2 separate regions of the Homo sapiens genome follow, and region 2 is linked to region 1. The links are chromatin loops, found by intact Hi-C in ENCODE. Cell type or tissue: heart right ventricle. All regions are shown on one strand. Each heading gives the region's core, and the rest is flanking DNA. Links, peaks and the distances in the headings are about the cores only.

Evidence for each region. Peaks named below come from ENCODE experiments on the same cell type or tissue, not always from the same donor. Only the 100,000 strongest peaks of a DNase experiment are listed, where the experiment ranks them.
Region 2: it touches region 1 in a loop (2.8-fold over the local background); 48 of 110 quality-filtered maps call a loop at or near these places.

Annotation. Positions count from the first base shown.
Region 1 is chr3:11,560,281-11,567,055 of GRCh38, reverse strand. VGLL4 (vestigial like family member 4) reads left to right here. Exons shown (of 5, transcript NM_001128219.3): 3 at 2,037-2,259. It also overlaps a transcript of ATG7 not described here. Among named protein-coding and RNA genes, the nearest start is that of VGLL4, 80 kb to the left of the region's middle. In heart right ventricle, for the core only: a CTCF peak has its summit at 1,770; a DNase peak (open chromatin) is centred at 1,686; H3K27ac peaks cover 2,232 bases.
Region 2 is chr3:11,631,897-11,638,671 of GRCh38, reverse strand. All of the region lies in intron 1 of VGLL4 (vestigial like family member 4), which reads left to right. Among named protein-coding and RNA genes, the nearest start is that of VGLL4, 8.6 kb to the left of the region's middle. In heart right ventricle, for the core only: no CTCF peak of the experiment used is centred there; no DNase peak of the experiment used is centred there; H3K4me3 peaks cover 571 bases; H3K27ac peaks cover 2,500 bases.

The DNA of each region.
Region 1 (6,775 bases), core at 330-2,829:
CCTTAGCAGCTCACCGACTGGGCCGCAGGGTCCATCTAAAGGCTTGAATGCGCCTCCAGTTGACTCCTCAGCCCTCCAGCTCTCCATGATTCTGCCCACCCACAGTTCCACTCCACGATACCTGCCTTTCTTACACGGTCACCCATATGCTGCTTCTCTTCATTCACCCGTTAAGTCTCTGTGCACCCCTGGTAGCAAGCGTAATGAGACAGGAGGGACTCGACGCCCTCAGAGGCTGCCGTGTGTGAGGAGGGGCGGGTGCGTAGACGAAGAGATCATTGACGGTGGGGGATGGATTCTGTATTAAAGGTTTGCACGGGGCGCCTTGGGATTCTACACTGCAGCTGTGGTTGGCAGCGCAGGACGGGGAGGAGGGAGGCTAGAGCGGCACCGCGTGTACACAGCCACAGAGGCAGAGAGTGGCCGCATCTTATTTGAGGAATGGCAAGTAGATGGTTGGAACTACGGAACACAACATTTGGAGGCGTGAAGCCAGAGATGAGGACGGGAAGGTGGTCAGGCCCAGAGGCTACCAAGGCCCGTGCTGAGCTGCTAAAAACATTCACTAAGGGCTGGATGTGGTTGGATTTGCCTTATAAAGAGATTGCTCTGGAATGGATACAAGCAAAACACGAAATCTGAATAAGGTTGGTAGTTGTCTCATTGTCGATATCCTGGTTGTGATATTGTACTGTAGTTTTACAAGATGTCACCATCGCGGGAGTCAAGGTAAAGGGTGCATGGGATGGCCGTGTGTTGTTTCTTACAACTGAAGTTAATCTACAGTTTTAGAAAGGTACGCCTATCACATGCGTGTGTGTGTGTGGTGTGCGTGTGTGTAACATTCAGTGTGTGTGTAACATTCTGTGTGCATGCGTAACATTGTGTGTGTAACATTCATTGTGTGTGTAACATATTCAGCCAGTCCGGGACGGGGGCTGTGGCTGCTGCTTCACCAGGGCAGGCCTAGGCTTTTCTGCTAGTTAAGACAGGTGACTACTTGTAGACTCTGAAAATAATTTGTATTTCTTAAAATTCACTCAAATCATAATTCACCACCTTTTTCTTTAAATGACCAGCTCATGAGTTACGGAAAAAGGTTACTCTGTCAGCGGATAATATGGTGGATTGAAGGGGCAAGACCCAAGGCAGATGGAACTGTGGGACCCCTGGAATAAAGCAGGGAGGGTGGACCAGGGCTGGCCATGGCTTACCTGTGTGGGGTTGGTGTCTAATAGATGCAACACGTAACGCTGCCTTCAGACTAACACATCAGATGGAGGTGGTGCTGACTGTCTCACCTGGATTCCACGTGGCATCGCCTGGGTGCTCAGCACATGGCCAGGGCTAGTGATGGACCTTCTGGACGCAGGTCACTCCTGCTCGTGTGTCCTGGACGAGAGAGCTGCGCGCCGGCTCCCTACAGCACCCCGGGAACCCCAGAGCACGTGCCACCACATGTCAGCTGGGAGTCTGAGCTGATTATTCCACCACTCTTGAGTCTTGGGGTTCTGGTCTGGAAAGGGGATGGTGGCAGCATTGCCTGCTTAGTGCTGTTAGGAAGACGGGCTGAGCAGTACTGTGAGGAAGATGGGCTGAGCAGTGCTGTGGAGGCTTTGAATAGGGCCCTGCATGTAGGACGCAGCCAGTGACTCTGGATCGTTGTCAGCGTCCCCGTCCTGTCCAAATGGCAGGTCCTTATCGAACCAGCTTGGCCTCCAGCTCCCCAGGCTCCCAGGGAGTGGAGATTATTATAGAAGTGAACACAGAGTCAGGCAGAGGACGCCACTGAGTCGGGGGCTCCATCTTCTATGGAGCTGACTTTGGACTCCGCTGGCAGCAGCTTCTCCGGCACCCAGAGGCTTTGGTGTCCGGCTGACCCGGGCTGGCAACCGGCTCCTCATCGTGCTGCCCAGCCACACGACCTGAGCTTCAGGGTAAAAAATTAAATAAGCAACACGGAGTGCCTGGCGCACAGTCACTGTCCCCTTTGCCTTTGAGAAAACGCCCCCTGAATGCCCATTCCTCTTTTTCAGGAACAAGACTGCCAATGGAGACTGCCGCAGAGACCCCCGGGAGCGGAGCCGCAGCCCCATCGAGCGCGCTGTGGCCCCCACCATGAGCCTGCACGGCAGCCACCTGTACACCTCCCTCCCCAGCCTTGGCCTGGAGCAGCCCCTCGCACTGACCAAGAACAGCCTGGACGCCAGCAGGCCAGCCGGCCTCTCGCCCACACTGACCCCGGGGGAGCGGCAGCAGGTGGGCCTCTGTCTGGGAGGGTGGCGTGGGGAGTCCAGGGGCTGGGGGACTGGGCTGGATGGAGAGCCCCGAGCAGAGGACTCCGAGGGCGGTGGTGAGGGAGGGAGGTGGTGAGGGAGGGAGGTGGTGAGGGATGCCACCCTTCGCCTCTGTTGTGCACTTGGGACAAGGGACAGCAGAACAGGAGTCCTCTTCTGCTTTTACTTCCTGCCCAGACCTGCCCGGGCCTTGCCTCTTAGCACTCACGGCCTTGGGCAAGGTGAATGTCACTGGGGCTTCATCTCTTTCCTCTCCCAGTACAGGGGTGGTGTACTGAGGTGTTTCCTCCAGCAGTCTTCTGTGGCAGGCCTGATTCTCTTAGGATGAATGTAGTCATCCTCGGGTGGGGGGGTCCTACGTTTCTCCTTTAGACGGTCACGCGGATGAAGGGAAATGTCAGGTTGCTTTGCCTTGGGCTGGGGTCCTGCACAGTTGATGGTCACAGGGTTGTGAGCCCATGCTGGTCAGAAGCCTATGATTGGTACATAGGGATTTTTTTCTATGAAAGGAAAATAGGAAATTAAATGATTGCTTAATAAACACAGCTTGCTTGGTAGAAACAAATCTTTTTAAAAATGGGGTTCCTGGGGAAATATATGGGAGAAGGCAGCAGCATTGAGGAGGCTCAAAATTACTGCTTGAGCTCTCCGAATCTCCAGGGACTGCGACCTAATAGGTCCTTAGTCAGTAGTCAGCATTTGCTAAGACTGACAGAGAGGATGGTGCCGTGCCCCGAGGGGGTGCCTCCGGGCTCTGTGCATTCAGCTGCAAGAGCCTCTGTGTCCCTGTGGCCTCACCGGGGCTTCCCTCCAAGTGGCACTGCCTGGTGTCCGTGTCTGATGGGGTCTGTTGAAACTGTGGGTGGGGTAGGCCCTGGGAGTTGGGAGAGGTGGTTCTGGTGCTTGGGAATCCTGGTGAAGCTGAGAACAGTTGCCCATCTTGCCTCAGAGCCTGACATGGTAATCCTGTTTGTTTGATTCATCCATTTAACAAAATGGCACAGACCCCTGCTGTGTGCCAGGGGGTACCAGAAGCCAGTCAAGCAAGATGCAGTTTTTGTTCTCAGCACGCTCAGTTTTAGTCTGGAGGAGAGATCGCTGATGTGTCTGATGGAACCCGAGGCCAAGTTATCACTGCTGTTCATTTCAACGTTTTACGAGCGCTCACCATTTACCCAGCCCTCTGCAGAGCAGAGCTGTGGGCAGCCAGAGACGTGTGTGTGGACACTGTCACGGCCACAGGGAGCTCCCAGTCTAATTGGGGAAATGGACATGAGAAGAGAGGATTGTGCTGTTGGGCAGCAGCAGGGGCTGGAACAGAGGCGTGTGCGCAGTGCGACCCACAGGGACCCGCTCACTGCTCCCCGGGGTGGGCAGTGGACCTTTCTGCTTTGGGAAGCTCAACAGGCATTGTAATGCTGCCATGAGCCATGGCCTGAACCGTGCAGGCAGAACCTGGCTCTCTGGCCATTGCCACTGCTGTTGGGGAGTCCCTGAAGGACACGGGTATGGAGGGGAGGATTCAGCTGTAATCTCGGAGCACCCACATCCAGCCTCTGGCCCTTGATGACCTGGGGGACATAACTGTGAGCCTTACAAGCTATCTCTGCCCACATGGTCAGGGTGGGCCCTTGGCGGGCTTAGTGTGTTCTTGGATGATTTATTTCCTTGACTCTTCAGGGCTCTTGAGAATCTTGCAGTTGGTTTTCGGTCACAGTTGCTTTGCAAAAACTGAACTGCTGAACAGAGTGGCCTGACTCTCTTTACCCTGTCTCCCTCTCCCCAGCCTGGAATGGGCCTGGCTGCCCACGGCACACGTGGCAAGGGCCCCTCCTTGTGCCTTGGGGCTCCTGAGCAGCTTTCCTAGGAGGAAGAACCTCGACCCCCCAGCTATATCTTTATGGGATCCTGGCCTGGACTGAGGACAAAGCCAGGGGCCACGGGGTACCCCAAGCTGCCCATTTTCCTGGGAAGGGCACAGTGGCCCTGACCGGAGCTGTCATTTTCGGCTGGGGTTGGTCAGTCCTGCCCTCCTTGCCGTGGCTGCTGTCAGCACATGTCATTCATGTCGTAACCATTCGTGGGGCTCCTTCCTGCGGCAGCGTGGCGGGGCTGAGGCCATGCACACCAATCCGAGCTGGGCTCGGGCGCCCTGCTGAGGACACCAAGCAGCCACGTTGCCTGTGCTCCAGCAGCTCCGAGGTCTCTTCCTGGAAGTCTGTTGGGTGTCATCCTGCAGCTCAGAGCCAGGGAAATGGCAGTGGGGAGGGGGCTTCCTGGGGTGACAGCAAAGCTCTGTGTCCACAGGCAGGCAGGACGCATGCTGCAGCCCTGTGGGGTGGGCACGGTGGAAGCCTTCCTCTGTGTGGCAGAAAATGTGTCTCAGATCTCTGGGAACTGGGACAGGAAAGTTCCCAGAGGGGCATGTATGGGGAGGCTACAGAAAGTGTCCCCCCATTTCATGTTTGTGATAGCAGCTCAGGACAGACAAACACCAAGAGGGTGGCCTTGGGCAGCAGCCAGTGAGGAGAGGCAAGATGGGGTTAAGCTTCGCACATTGAGGGCTGGGCACAGTGGCTCACACCTGTAATCCCAGCCCTTTGGGGGGTTGAGGCGGCGGATCACTTGAGGCCAGGATTTCGAGACCAGCCTGGCCAACATGGTGAAACCCTGTTTTTACTAAAAGTACAAAAATTAGCCAGGCGTGGTGGTGGGTGCCTGTAATCCCAGCTACTCGGGAGGCTGACAGGAGAATCGCTTGAACCCGGAAGGCGGAGCTTGCAATGAGCCAAGATCGCGTCACTGCACTCCAGCCTGGACGACAGAGTGAGACTTTGTCTTTAAAAAAAAAAAAAAAAAAAAAAAAAGTTTGGCGCAGCCAGCCTTGGGGGTTGCTTTCAGATAGGAGAGGTGGTGGGAGCCCTCTCCCCCGGGGCAGCCTCTGTCTGAGGACAGTCACAGGTGGGTGGGACAGCGGGTGAAGGGGTTAGTGACAGGGCTCATACTGGCCCTGCCACAAATCCGCAGCGTAACTTCCAACAGGGTGTTTCTGGCCTTCATTTTCCCCATCTGGAAAATAAGGGTGTGGGGGAGGGGAGCCTCGGGATCCCATAAACGCTCACCATCTGGAGGCCTGGGGCCCGTTCTAGGTGGACGAGTCCCAGCCTGCACTCAACCACAGAGGCAGGGGCAAGATGCCTGACTCCAGCTGGGGAGGAGGGGTGGTGGAGCCAGTCCCACGAGGGCTCACGGGCCACCCTGCAGCCTGGGTTGTGGGGAGGAGGAGAGGATGCCCAGACACTGAACATCTTCACATCTGCAGGTGACCGGTTAAGGCAATTCGCCCCAGCTCAGGTCAGGAGATGCCCTGAAGGTGGTCTGATACCAGTCAGCCAGCCTGCCCTGCTGGTCCCTTGTTAGAGAGTCTCTTCTGAAGTGGCCTTTCCTGCCTTGGATAGACTGACATAAAGGCTGGACAGTGAGCTCATTTCTTCATCTTCCTTGATTCCCCCTCCCTGTGCTCGAAATGTCTCCCCAGTTCCCCACATTTGCGTGGGTCAGGACACGCTCGCTGCAAAGAACAAGCCGGCTGAGCACAAAAGGGAGTTTTATTGGGAGGACCCTGGGGGGGGGTCTCCTAGAGCCCAAGGTCATGGGTGCAGCCAGGCTCAGGAAGGGCCTGGCCATCTCTGAGAGCTGGACAGGGGCAGGGCCCTCCTTCCTCCTGGCTCTGTGCGTGTCCAGGTCTCGGTATTCTGCTCTCTTGCTGCTGCTTGACCCCTGTGGTCAGCCAGTGTGAGATCTGCTCCAGGCCTCATCTGTCGGTCCCCAACCCCCTTTCCGAGCCTGTCTGCTCAGCATTGTGAAGTCTCTCACCCGAGGCCCTGTCCACAGGCAGAACGTGGACATTCAGCCCAGCTCCACCTGCCCGGGTTCTCTCTGCGCTGCCACCTGTGCACACCATGGAGGCCGTACGAACCCTGGGCAGCTCTGTCCCGCTGCTAAGTGTCGGGCCACTAAGAAACCCTGAATTCTTGGTTGGTCTGCTGTTGCTAAGCCACATCCCCCCCTACCCTGGCATGTGTCGCTTCTTGTTAGACCCAAGCACAGGTCCTTGTGTTCAATCCCAGTTCATCCTTGTGGATCCACATTTTCATCCTAGAATCCACTTTCACCATTCCCAATCACTGTCGTCTATCATGAGAAGGTCTGGCATGCAAGCCTTTTGTGTCTTTATACCAGCTACTGCTCTAACTTTAATGGAAAGGGCTGGCTGGGGAGGATAAGGCCCAGCGTCCCTCTGGCTGACACTGCTGTCACCATTGGTCCCTGTGGGGTGATTTCAACCAGCTCCTTGCTGGCTGTCCTGGAACTTAGCCCACATACTCCACCACCTTGTCCTCGGGGGTATTGGAAGATACTTTTCCTGGGGGAACCTGAGGAAGTTCTGTTTAGTTCACAAATATTTTCTGTCCCAG
Region 2 (6,775 bases), core at 2,693-5,192, 69 kb before region 1:
GCTCTTGATCTGGGATGTATTCCGAGGTAGAACATCTGTAACTGTTTTGCTGTGGAAAGTCATTTTACTTTAGCTTTTTACTTGCAGGAAAGGATAGGGAGTGGGGGCCAGTGGGGGTTAGGGAGGAAGGGGGAGACAGAGAGAGAGAGAAAGAAACTAGGAGGAGCTTGGTTAGTAAAACATGCCCAGGTGAGCCCAGGAGCTCTGCGAGAGAGCTGGCCTGGCTGGTGTCTTTCTCCTAATTACAGTTTGTGAAGGAAGGTGTGATTATACCCTTCCTTCCAGCTCCCACCCTTGTTTCTCAGCCCGCTTCTCGAAAGATTATTGTACTTGGCTGTTTATCTCTTGGAGCCTACACTTGGCTCCTTCTGGAGGCCAGGTTTGTCTTCCTCCCTCCTTCCTCCGTTCCCTATTGTCTGCGTGGCCTTGTATTCCTAGGGTGCCTGGATGTGTTGCTGTGAAGATTTTTTAAAACATGCGGTAAAGATAGAAAGCAATCCTCCTTGGCACGTGAGGAGATTCCAAACTTCTCAATATAGCTTAGTTCTCCCTGACTGTGAGGATGTTGCAGAAAACTGGATTTTTTCAGGAAGAAATTAGATCCAGATTTAGCACTTACGCATGTACACAAATATATAAAAACAGTCGGACCAGGGAATGTTTCTGGCGATCTTTGTCATCTCAAAGTATCTGACGTTTATTCAGTGGCGGTTTCTATTTAGTGGTATTTATTATTGCACATTGAAGCTCATGGCAACTGTTTTTTAAGACTTGCTCTGCATTGTATTCCAAAACAGTTTTCTCTCCGTCTTTTATTTTTTAATGAACTCATGTGTCATTTCCCACCCCCCAACTCCACAACAAAATCCTAACCGTGGTTGCTTATTTTTAAAAGCAGGACCTGAAAATGATTTTGCTTTCTTCATTTGCTCTCCTTTCCTTTCTGAATGTTACATGTTCTGTAAGTTCGAAGGAATTATTTTTGTCACTTTGCTTTGCTGTCTTGCCTTTTCTGCATTGTTGTTTAATTCTGTTGATTGTTTTAATTTCAAGGTATTATGTATAGAATGTTTTAATCCTATCAATGTGAATCATGACTAGTTGAAAGAATGTTTATTTACTCTAAATGAAATAGAGAATCTATTCTTAAAAGTCCTCTTTAATGTGTTGCTATGCATAGGATCGTTCCAAACTCTTAATATTTCACTCTTTTGTTTGCAAAGAAGTCTGTAAACATGACAAACTGAAATATATCTAGTAAGTGATTAGAGAAAACTTAGTACTAGTACCATTTTGTTATCCATTCTGTTATTAAACATTTATGGAATGCCTATACTCTACTAAGAAATGTATTAGGGATCGATCTCTCAACATGTTTTATAATGAAATATACATACAGAAAAGTGTATAAAAATGTGTATTTTATGGTTAGAGAAATGAACAACCCGGTGACTATGGCCAGGTCAAGAAATAGTAAATCGCCCCTTCCAGGTATTATCTTTTGATCAGATCCCTCCCAGCCCCAAGAGTTCACCACAGTTGTAACTTGCTTTTCTTTATACCTTTACTACCATGTGTCTAATTCTAAACAAATTCTAGCTTTTTTTTTTTTTTTACCCTGTATAGGGAGATGCCTGTATGCCTTCTTTTGTATCTTTTTTGTGAGATCTTTTAAAGTAGTGCACACATCCTGAGAGGTTGTTTTCTCCATGTGAAGCCAGCGTCTCTTTGAGTGTGAGAACTCTTGGCTGTGGGATATACAGACATTATATACAGATAATATATGTCCCAGCTTCCCTTCTCATTCATCTGTAGCTCCACTGTTTATTAAACAGAGTTGGTGATACTTTGGGAAGAACTTTTTTTTCAGTTAGTATTTTGTTCACATTCTTCATCACCTGTTGAAGCCCTCCCACCATCCTTGGTGTAATGGAAAACTAGGAGAAAATTCTGCACAGTTTTGGAGAATGCAACATGGGGGACACTTCCGGAGATACATAGCTTACTTAGGGCCTGAACAGCGACTTTCCTGCTGCATTAATAAACAATTTGCTTAAAGGCTGAGATGTGTTACAAGTCAACTTTGTTGCTGTGCCAGGTTTCTTTGGATCTTAATCCAGGGACTTTTGGATACATAGAAAAAGCTTAAATTGCTCCAGTATCCAAACAATACCCTATATTGTATAGAGATGGCTGTTAGAGAGCAGCACGTTTCTAAAACAATACTCTGCATTATGCACCATCTAAAATTGTGAATGAAAAAGAATTACTCATGTATTGCTCTTGATTTTTATTTTATATCTGTTTTGCATGAAAATAGTTTCCTGTTAATTCTTCTTGGCTAATGATTTGATTTTAATAGAGTGAATTCCAGACTCTAATGGTTTGATGCAGATGTACTCTGCCAAGCAATTTAGCAAAGATGTTTACACTACCCATAATCCAGCTGGGAGACTCTACACTTCTTCCCTGATAACAGTTAAGGGAGTGATGAGTGCAAGTTTCTGGACATTTTCCCCTTAGAAAATAAATGCATCTTCCATTATATGGCAGTACTATTAACGCGACAAGAGATTAATTTAAAATTCTATTTTAATGTCAGCAGTTTTTTTCTTTACCCATGTTCTTCCATTCTTAACTACGCAAGTCCTTTTAAACTATTGTTTTTCTGATGAGCCACTGATAAACTATTGGCTGACCCCAGAAAGAACCTTTGTTTTATTTTCCTGCTGAAAAGTTATGACCTCTTCTCTAATGCTTAAAATCACCCACGAGAATGATCTGGTTCGCTGTTTAAGGAATATGTAATAGCAGCTGTGCCAGGCTTTAAGTTCTACCGACTAGAAAGTAAAGGGAATGGAAAATAGCTGTCATTCTCAGTATAAACCTTATGTGCAGTTTTCTAGCACAGCTCTGCTGAATTCAAAATTCGGAGCAGTTAACACCAGTTTCTGGAGACCAGGCTGGGAGGCTTTTTTCTATTAGAGGCTTCATACCAATAAAAGAGGGCTGATACTGGTAGGGAACAAGGTAAAGTTCCAGAACTCACAGTGGACATCAAGCATTGCGCTCTTGGTGTTTGATACAGTGCATACAGTATTTGGTTCTATATTTTGTCCAATAAAGAGAGAGTGAGTGGGAGAGGACCTTCTTGTGGAGCTGGAAGAATCTGCTCTATATCTTAGAGAAAATAAAAGAACCACATGTTGCTTCCCTGCCTGCAAGCTCTTCTGAATTCATCACCATTCATGTTCCTTCCTTCAGGGGAAATGAAGGCAGATTGTTCTGTTGGTGCTCACAGATCTCTTTCTGTTCTGATACCCTCCTCTTCCTCTCCTGCTTCTTTCCCTTCATCATGTGCTCCTATACAAGTCTCTCCCAACTTTAAAACAAAAACAAACCCTTCCCTAAATCTTGTGTTTGTTCCAGCCATTAGACTGTATCGTCCTTGCCATCCACGTTATTGGAAGAAGGCCAGCTCACCTCTACTCCCTTTCTGCCCTTTCCCTCTTAATCTGCTGTCCTCTGATTTCTGCTCCCACAACTCTGTTGAATTTGTTCCAGACACGGTCACTAAATGATATCCTAGTGGCAAGTTCAGTCTTTTTTAGTCTTTACCTTAGTCTCTTTATGCCATGCAATACTGACTTTTTACAAATTCTTAAAATTCTTGCCTCCCTTTGCTCAAATACTGAGTCCTGGCCAGGGGCGGTTGCTCACGCCTGTAATCCCAGCACTTTGGGAGACTGAGGCAGGCAGATTGCTTGAGCTCAGGAGTTTGAGACCTGCCTGGCCAATGTGGTGAAACGCCGCCTCTACTAAAAATATAAAAATTAGCCAGGCATGCTGGTGCGCGATCCCAGATACTCGGGAGGGTGAGGCAGGAGAATCACTTGAACCTGGGAGGCGGCGGTTGCAGTGAGCCAATATCATCCCACCGCACTCTGGCCTGGGCAACAGAGTGAGACTCGGTCTCAAAAGAAAAAAAAAAAACCTGAGTCCTCATTCCTTCAGAAATAAGGTGCTGGTGCACATATGGTGAGCAACACCAGTGAAGAGGGGCTTGATGGAGCTCCTCGGGGTGAGTAGGCGGGCATAAAAGGGTGACGCAGGCTGATGAGCACTAAAAACAAACTTTTGTCACAGTTTGAGAATGGACTGGAAGGGAATAAGAGATGAAATAGTAATAGGAGAGGATGTGAACCTGGTGCACTGGCTTAGGCAAGAGATAGGGGTAAGGCAAATTCTGACGGTGGCCACAGAGGAAAGCAGTGGATAGACGTATGAGATCCTTAGGGGAGGAGCCTGGCAGGGATTGGTGATGGATTGAACAGCGGATGAGGGAGAGGACGTAGGAGACACTAAGGGTGCCTCCCAGGTTTCCAGCTCCTACAAGCGGATGGGTGGTGCTGCCATCTGCAGAGACAGGAAACACAGGAAGAGGACTAGGTTCTGGGGTGAGCTCATAGGCTTAGCTTCGGCTGCGTTGAGTTTAAAGGCTCTGAGATTTCGAAGAAGAGATAAATAATAGAAAGTTGGGTATATGGTTCTAGAGCTCAGGAGAGGCTGCTGCTGGAGATACTTGGATAGAGAATACTTGAAGCTTTGAGTGAGCGTGGTCACCTGGGGCAAAGGGTGGAATAGGTTGAAGAGGTCCTGGGAACTCCTCTCTTACGAGGTCTCCATTAATTTTCCTGTTAATTGCTAAAATAATCTCTAAACTGCTCCCTGCCTCTAATCTCATCTTCTTCTAGGTTTACATCTGTAATATTACCAGAATATCATTCCGGCTTACCTCTTCAGCCTTACTTTCCATGTTCGCTCACACCCTGCAGTCCACATAACGTGAAACTGCTTCCTGTGAGTAAGCCCTTTTGCCTCTATCTGAAATCTCCCTGTTCCTTTCTCGTGGCTCCTATTAGTCCCTCAAGGGCAAGGGCTTCTTCTGGAAAGTGACCCTCCTCTCCTCTGCCTTCTTTTCTTCATCTTTTTTTTGTTTTTTTGAGACGGTGTCTTGCTCTGTCGCCAGGCTGGAGTGCAGTGGTGCGATCTCGGCTCACTGCAACCTCCGCCTTCCAGGTTCAAGCGATTCTTCTGCCTCAGCCTCCTGAGTAGCTGGGACTACAGGTGCGTGCCACCACACCCAGCTAATTTTTTTGTATTTTTAGTAGAGACGGGGTTTCACAGTGTTGGCCAGGATGGTCTTGATCTCTTGACCTCGTGATCTTGCCCGCCTTGGCCTCCCAAAGTGCTGGGATTACAGGTGTGAGCCACCGCTCCTGGCCCTCCTCTGCCTTCTTGGAGGGATTAGGTGTTTGTATTTTCATGGCATGCTGTGCATACTTCTGCCATGGAATTTATCTCGCTGTGTTACCTCCCTCCTCTGTCTGGCTTACTCTAATTTCTGGGAGGGCTAGGATTTTGTCTTGCAGCTACTCGTTCTTCACACCAGGCAAGTGTTGTCTCCTTATGAATGACTCCAGTGTCTTTTGACTAAAGATAAGCATTGAAATTGCCTGACTAGCCCAAGGATACTCAGCGAGTTGGTGATACAAGTGAGTTTCTTAATTCTTAGAATACTGTTCTTAGAGGCAGGAAAGATAGCTGGGAAAAGGAGGAATATTAATAAGAGGGGAAGAGAGAGAAGAAAAACTCTTTAGGACTTAGCTTCTGTAGGAAAACATTTGAAGTTGGCTGCTTGATTACAGATAGCTGCCCTTGTTCGTCTTGCTTTCTAGTTACTTGACTTTGGACAGTCTGCTAAACGAACTGATCACTGATGGGAAAATATTTAATACCCATTATGTGCCAGGAACTGTTTTATGTGCTGGGGATATGGCTGCTAGCAAAACAGACAGCAAGATCCCTGACTTTATGGAGTGTATGTTCTAGCAGGGGAGACAGATGAGCAACAGGGAAATAAAGAAGATAATTACAGGTTATGAAGAGTCTTATGCCAGGTTGATGTCTGTTAGCTGATTTACTGTTCAGAGTGACTATATCCAAACATGAAAAGGAACTGCTTTTATTTTCAAACTTCAGAATATGAATTTGAGAGGATGATTTATTTTCCCCATGGTCTTCTGAAGGATTTTAAAGTACATTAAGGAAACTTGCAGAAAATTTCTTTGGAATCTTAGGAGTGTGGGATTTTTTTCCTTGATCTGTTAACTATGGCCAGAGTCAGACTGCCTCACTCCATTGTATCTGTCACTATACTGGGAACTAGCATTTATTGAAGCATTATTAGCCTTTTTTAAAAAGAAAGATGAAATGGTTCGTCTTGGGTCTTAATAGGAATGAAATATATGTAGAACTTTTAAATTCAGTGAATTTTATTTTATTTTTTTTTTATTTTTGAGACAGAGTGTTGCTCTGTCACCCAGGCTGGAGTGCAGTGGCACGATCTCAGCTCATTGCAACCTCTGCCTCCTGGGTTCAAGCCATTCTCCCGCCTCAGCCTCCCAAGTAGCTGGGACTACAGGTGCGTGCCATTACACACGGCTAATTTTTGTATTTTTAGTAAGGCAGGGTTTTACTGTGTTGTCTGGGCTGGAATTGAACTCCTGACCTCAGGCGATCTGCCTGCCCAAAGTGCTGGGATGACAGGTGTGAGCCACTGCGCACGGCCAAGTTCAGTGAATTTTAAAAGGCTTAAGAAATTGATGGATTAGTTGTATGTTCTGAAAATACTGTGGTCAGACCTAACGCTGCCTTGAATAGGACAGACACTACAGCACTCCGAGGGGGATTTCTGATGATGAGCTCTGACCTC